Linked DNA regions of Homo sapiens: region 1 is linked to region 2. The links are chromatin contacts, found by Hi-C or POLR2A ChIA-PET in ENCODE. All regions are on one chromosome and are shown on one strand. Each heading gives the region's core, a stretch centred on a gene start or an enhancer-like site at or near the end of the contact. The rest is flanking DNA. Distances are from core to core; before and after follow the strand shown.

Region 1 (3,692 bases), core at 805-3,304, 620 kb before region 2:
AATTAAATGCTGTCTCTACCACATCGTGGTGGCTGTTTCCCCGCTTCCTCTTCCTCTTTTGCCATTATGCAAATACACTAAATATAATAGTGAGTGGTATTTGTATGAAACGTGACATGCTGAGCTCTTACCAAGGCAGAACACTTACAAAGCAAGAAAGGCTCCCTGCCCAGACCACCATAAATAGGAAAATAACAGGTTTAAAAACAATTGCTAGCATACATAATTTGACGTTTTATTTATTTATTATTTAGGAAGGAGAGGGACAAAGGGGGAAAAATACCTATTGTGACACAATCCTTTAAAGACCCATGGCCTTTTATAATAAGGACAGAATCCCAGGACTGCAGAGAGCAAGATGAAGAACAATGAAGGGGGCGGAGGGTGAAGAGAGGTTGATGGGTATAAACACAGAAGAAATAAGACCTGGTGTTGCATTGATCAGTGGGGTGACTATAGTTCACATTAATGGATTGTACACTTCCAAATGGCTAAAAGCAAGTTAAGTTGAATGTTCCTAGCATAAAGAAGAGATAAATATTTAGGGTGATGGATATACCAATTACCCTGATTTGGTTATACGAATGTAACACATTCTCACGAGTACCGTGAAACTATGTCTAAGAAAAAAAAAAAGAAAAGAACAATGAGGAGAGGTGAGAAGCAGAGCAAGTCTAAAGGGAAGAGCTTAATGGTGAGCGGCTGGACCAGAAGACAGGAAAAGGCTCCAGGGAAGGCGAGGTAGATGACGGCCAGGCACTCTAATTGTCGCAGAATCGATTTCGGCTTTGTGCGTGGGAAACACAAAGGAAGCGGAAAGTCGGAGGACTGGGCAGAACCCGAAACTCACCACCAATACACACTTTAGAATGTATTTAAGGACCCTCAGGGCATTGTTATTTTTCAAAAGTTTGGAGGCAATGCATGGAGATTTTCTAATATCCAAGGAAATAAAGCCTACTGGAATAGGTATGTCCGGAATCAGGAACCAACTTTACACACTCGGGCTGGGCACGTTTTCCCAGCCCTTCTTCGCAATCGCGGACAAGCAGCTGGTGCGGGTCAAAGGGTGACTGGGCTCCTTACTCCCTCCGGTCTGGGGCGCGCTCACTCCATATTTGGCCATTCTGCTACCAGCTTGGGGTTCTGCCTGGTAGAGGTCCCCTAACCCCGTGCCCTGCAGCCCATCATCACACGGTCACCGCCGGCACCAGTGCAGGGCTGGGGAGCGCGGGGCTGGGCCCCCCGTGGCGGGGCGGCACCGCTGGCGCCCGGGAAGGGCCGCGTCCCGGAAGTCTTTGTCTCCGCAGCTCCCGGCCCGGCGCCGCGGGTCTGCCTCCCCCGTGGCCCGGGCGCCCCGAAGCGCCGCGAGAGCGAGCACCCAACCCGGGCGACGAAAACGGACCCTGCCCCGGGCTCCACGAGCCCCTGGTGTCCCCTCACGACTCTGCACCCCCTGATCTGGAGCGCACAGAGCCGCACCCACCTCCGGCGCTGCAGAGTCCACTGCCCTGAGGCCACCACGTTCCTCGGGGCAGCCTCTCCTCTCGCCCCCAGCCCTTCCCCACCCAGCTCTGCAGAACTGGCTCCTGAACCACCGCCAAGTGCAAAGCCGACACGTCGCACCGCGGTAAAAATCGTTCCATTTCTGCCGGCTTCCCAGTCCGCCCCCGGCCGGCGAAACGTCACGTGAGCCGAGTGCGGAAGTCGACCCGAGAGGTGGGGGCGTGGGCGGCGCGCGCCCCACGGGACCCCAACCCGCGAGGTCTCGGCCCAGCCGGTCGCAGCTTCCGCGCGCCCTGAGCCCCCTCCCGGCCCCCTCCTGACCCGACTCTCACCGCAGCCCGCGGTGCCCGGCGGCGCACCACGGACACCCAGTCCATCCCTGCTACCTAAGCCACATCTGCCCGGGCGCTCACGCACCTCTCTGCGCGGTTTTCCTTCCCGCCGGAGAACTGGCGCCGCGTGGGTCTGGACCCGGTTACCTTCTTCAGTGCACTGGGGAGGGTGAGGCCAAGGAAGGAAGTGGCTGAGGCAAAGAGAAAGACGGCTGTGGAGGAGGAGGAGCAGGGTAGGGGGAAAAGTAAGTGTTTCTGCGCTCAAGAAAGGGGCCGCCCACACTCCCAGGGACAAGCCTATGAGGAGGAAACTCAGGGGAGGAGACGTCCAAGAAAGGGGCTGACTGCAGACAGGTGAAGCGCCCTGGGCTCCTAGGAAAACGGGCCCAGAGCCTGGATTACCTCACTTTTCCACCGTGCTACTCAGAGCCAAGGATCCCAGGATCTGCATCTGATCCTGGGCGTCGATTTCCTGATGGATTTCTCTCCCAACGTAAGAAACAAAGCGCCCTCAAATTGCTGAAGGCTGCTAGAAAGAACGTGGCATTCATGGGTTCCGGATGCCGGGGGCCTCCAGAAAACTACGACTCATGACTTAAAAATGGCTTAATTCGCAAAACAAAATGCAATCTTGAAAGCCAATTTGTCAGACTGCAAAGAAATTTTACTTGGACATAGATAGTTGTTGACCCTGGGTCAGTATCGGTTTCTTCCCTTGTTCATTCATTATTTCATACATTTAACTTCATAATTCAATTTATTCATGCTCCCTTTGTTTTAGTCACTGTTATTTTAATATATGCGTGTGTGAGAGAGAGATGCTTACCGTACCCAGAGAGTCCTTTTGGAAAGGAAACAGTTACCCAAACTATTTCTAGAGCAGGGGTTGCACAAATAACTACAAAAAACGTTCCTTACCCCCTCCCCACCCCCAGCCCAGCTAATTTAAATTAAGAGTGATCGCGTGACCCAAGAGCGCACAATCCGTGATGTAGTCATCATCCTGTGAGGTGACCTGGAGCAAACAGTTCTCATCAAACACGGACTCTGATAGTTAGTAAGCCAATCAGACACTCCCTTGGAAATGGAAAGTGGAGAATGCAGAGACGGAGCTGTCTGATGTAAGAGAAAGGTTGGAGCTAAGAGAGGGTAAGGCAGAAGGGGCCAAAATGGGCTTCGGATGCAAAACATTTGAGTAAGCAGAAACCAGGAGAATGTAGCAGCAGGTTGGGTGGAGGCACAAGTGGTAGAAGCCAGTCAAAGACAAGCTGAGACCAAGTGATGGAAGGAGAGCAACAAAGACCTGCTTCCCAGGGGCATGTGAGTGTTCAGTTCCCTGGGGCTGCACTGGATCCATCCACTTCCCACGCTTCATTCTAGTCTTTACGGTGAATACCTGTCTCCTGGGTGTGACTGAAGGAGTCTCTGTTCTGTAATCTTCAACAAAGGTCTGATTCTTCTAAGTGTCTCATGGCAGATAAAGTTTAAGGTGACTCCAAGATCTTTTCAGACCTATTTTTTTCTTTTACTTGTTTTATATTGTTACCAAAATGATTGAGGCCTATTTTTTTCTCACCAAAAGAAAGGTGAGAAGTTATAGTTTATATCTTTCACAGTCGACATAAGGCAAAAAATATATAATTCAAGAAAAATATATTTAGCAATTATCGAAGCAGGACCTCGCTATTTTGGCCTGTGACAGGGATCACAATTCATCAGTCAGATAATATCCAATGATAGGAATAATGAGTCTGGAGAGCACCGCTTCTGTTATGATTAGGTAATTAGTATTGCCCTAATTGCCAACCAAAGAAAAAGAAATAGGTTACTTTACCTAAAGAAGTAAACATCCTT
Region 2 (3,241 bases), core at 726-3,225:
AAGTAAAACTAGCAGTCAGCAAGGCTATAAATTATCTACCACTTACCGTACAAACACAGTCATTTCGGCTCTATCTTCAATGAAGACATCTGACTCTAAAGGCCTGGGTGGATCAAATTGCTGTTCAGAGGGAATATACAGGGAAATGGTAATGGTAGACTCACTAAAAGGACCTGAACCAGGCTCCACGTAGCTTGTCACTGGAGCTGTCATCTTTATTTTCATCTCTGTGACATAAAAATGAAAGCAAATTTAGTGTATTTTTGACAGCTTTAAACATTTAACCTATTCTTTTTTGATCTGGGTTCCTTGATTTACTTCACATTGTTGACATATTTACCTTTAAGATAATTTTCATCTTAAAACAGTAAGGCCAAAATTACTCAATTGCTCACTGCCCACATTAAACCACTTTCTGTAATACTGATATTCTGGGTTAATAAATTCTTAATTTTTAGAGATAAAAGGGGAAATTAGAGATTACATGGTCAGTAAATTATTTTTTCTTACCATTCAGAAAATGAGGTCCCACAGGCTAAGAGACCTGCTAAAATATAAATAGCAGCAAAGCCAGACCAAAAGCTATGACTTGATGCTTCTAATCTTGGTACCTTCTTGCCTCCTGACGTCTCTGATCCTACCAGTCACCAAATTATCTTGAGGTGTTAGCCATAGAAAAGGACTTATCACGAGTTACACCAAACCCCAGTTCATCCAGCAAAATCAGAGAACAGAGGTTGAAAAGTAATACCCAGTGTAACCCTGGTCCTGAGGAGTCTTGTCTGAAAACAAGACAAGTCTTTGATGACTTGCTTATTTTTCCATTATAAAGGATATTTCTTTAATAAGCTAAAACTCAATAATAAGCCCGGGGACTCTTTCACAATATGCATAATTACAAGGAAAACTGCTTTTACCTTTCTCGTTTTTGCCTTGAATGTAGCTGTTCAGTTTCGTAAAGCCCGTCTGGATGGCTGAATCCCAGTCCATAGACTCCACGGACGTGCTGACCCACTTGGCTGGTCCATAGTGTCGGATCTCATAACTTCCGGGCTAAAGTGGAACAGAGAAAACTTCGAGAAGCAATTCTAAGAGGGTAGGAGTGAGATGCAAAAATACCGGTGCCATGATCTCGGGTCGACCTGGAGCCGTCCTGTCTAGGGGCTGCACCGCCCCGGGGTCCGGCCTGAGGTCCCCGCTCCTTAGGTCTGGGAGGTTCCCCTCCACGAGGTTCCCCTCCTTGCGATTAGGGACCGCAGCGGCCCCAACCCCACACGCTGGGGACTCGATTCACACTTTCAGACAAGCATCTATTACACCCCCTCGGTTCGGAGGGTTCCACCGCGCGTTCTGGGACGTAACCAGTTCCTCCCCGCCCCACCACCCCGCAAAGACAAGAAATTGAGATGGGACCTGCACTGGGGGTAGCGGGGAGGGTAGAGCTAAATGACCGGGGTTTCTCGTTTGCGTAGCATAGTGGGTAGGGACTGGGACCATTTAAAAAACTGTACTTTTTACTTAACTCTATGGGACCCGCTGGCCTCACTGCAAATCAGCCGGAAGGCGGGCCCAGCCCCTCCGCTCCCGAGTCGGCGCCTACCTGGGGGCCGGCGTCCTCCGGGGCCTTCCAGCCCGGCGTCTCCACAGCTTGGGCCGCCGCGTCCTCGGCCGCCCCGGGGTCTGGCTGGAGCGGCTCGGCCATGGGCGGCGCTGACGCTCTGGGAGCCTGGTCAGCCGCGCAGAGGCCCCGCACCCCGGGCCGCCCCGCCTGCGTGTGCGCGCCCCGCCGAGGCCCCGAGTCCCCGCTCCGCAGACCCGGTCCCTCCTCCCGGCCGGGCTGGAGACCCGAGCCCACCCGATGCGTCTGCCTCTGGACCGCGAGGGGGCGCCGCCACCAAGGCGGGGCCGGCTCACGACCCCGGACAGCTCCGGCCGGAGTTGCGCGTCCTGCCCCCGCCCCTCCGCGGCGACAGGGAGCCGCACCTCGCTTCGGCCCGCCTTCTTTTGAGGCACTTCCGCCCCCGCCCCGCCTTTGTTTTTGAAGGAAAGGCACACACAGGTGGCCCCGCGGGCAGTAGGGGGTGGCGCTGTTTCTGTGCAACCGGTTTGGGAACCTCTGCCGCGGCCCCGCCCGCGCTGGGAACCGCGGGCGCTGAGCCGCCTCGAGGGTGTCCCAGCGCACCGCAGGCAGAGAAAGGCAGGAGGTGGCGGCTGGCGACCCGACCCCCGCGGCCCCTGCCCGCACTCCTGGGGCTCAGCCAGGGCGAATGGCCGTACTCATCCCAAGAAGTTGTCCTAGGTCCCAGACAGCTTTCAGGGTCCCTTGCGGAGGAGGTGGTGGGACCACAGACACATGGAGAGAATCTGGAACTGTTCTGGTTTCTGAACTTTTCCCCGACAGGACCCCAGACCCTCTGAGTCATCCCCGCAGGCTTAACGAGACTCGGGGAGAGTTAGTGCCGAGGCCAGACACTAGTGCTTTTCAAGAATTTTGGTTACCAGGGCTTTCCCGAGCCGAGTGGGGTGCGGCTCTGTTCCCCAGCACCCCCTTTCCGCCGGCCAGGCCGACTCCGCGTTACTGTCCCCTGCGGCGGGGACCCGGCACGGCTCCGGCGCCCCCCAGAGGACTCCCATCGTGGGCAGCCAGAGCTCCGAGGCTCTCCGGGGCGACGTGACCGCCGCAGAGGCAGCAGGCACTCCCCACGCGAAAGCCAACGGACAGGAGGGTGGCCACGTGAAAAGCAATGGTGACATCCCCCAAGGGTGAAGGGGAGTAGGCCCCTGTGAACAGAAGAGGCAGCCGGGACCATTGGCAATGCCATGGAGCCAGCACCCCCTAGCCAGGGTGCTGAGGCCAAAGGGGAGGCTCCCTCCCTCGCAAGGAGACTTCCAAGAAGACGAAATTGCCTTTCAAGGCCAGGCACGGTGGCTCACGCCTGTAATCCCTTCATTTTGGGAGGCCAAGACAGGGGTGATCGCTTGAGCCCAGGAGTTCGAGACCAGACTGGGCAACATGGCGAAAACCCGTCTCTACAAAAATACAATAAAATAGCGTTGATAGTAGAGTGGAGAGCATAGCTGCCTTCCAAAAAAAAAAAAAAAAAAAAAAAAGCTGAGTGTGCTGGGGTTGTGATCTCAGCTACTCGGGAGGCTGAGGTGGGAGGATCGGCTTGAGCCTGGGGAGGTCGAAGCTGCAGTGAGCCGAGATTGCGCCACTGCACTCTAGCTTGGGTAACAGAGT

What was found. Hi-C counts contacts between places; a loop is a spot of excess contacts on that map. ChIA-PET counts read pairs that join two places held with the same protein, here RNA polymerase II (POLR2A). Pooled maps may share reads with other maps.
Region 1: a map of B cell shows a loop between it and region 2 (4-fold over the local background). The contact joins the promoter of ABRACL here to the promoter of HEBP2 in region 2. A Hi-C loop is called at or near these places in 2 of 168 maps with a recorded cell type or tissue (B cell and CD4-positive, alpha-beta memory T cell) and 10 of 50 pooled maps. POLR2A ChIA-PET finds 5 or more read pairs at or near these places in 2 of 52 experiments (GM12878 and HEK293T).

What each region holds. Positions count from the first base shown.
Region 1 is chr6:139,027,107-139,030,798 of GRCh38, reverse strand. ABRACL (ABRA C-terminal like) reads right to left here and starts at 2,054. Exons shown (of 3, transcript NM_021243.3): 1 at 1,924-2,054. RefSeq lists silencers at 861-1,051, 1,101-1,470, 1,731-1,890 and enhancers at 271-1,090, 913-1,207.
Region 2 is chr6:138,402,957-138,406,197 of GRCh38, reverse strand. It overlaps HEBP2 (heme binding protein 2), which reads right to left and starts at 1,975. Exons shown (of 4, transcript NM_014320.3): 1 at 1,601-1,975; 2 at 918-1,053; 3 at 47-227. The coding sequence starts at 1,702. It also overlaps the pseudogene MARCKSL1P2. RefSeq lists enhancers at 1,719-2,239, 2,761-3,241 and silencers at 1,510-2,359, 2,490-2,559.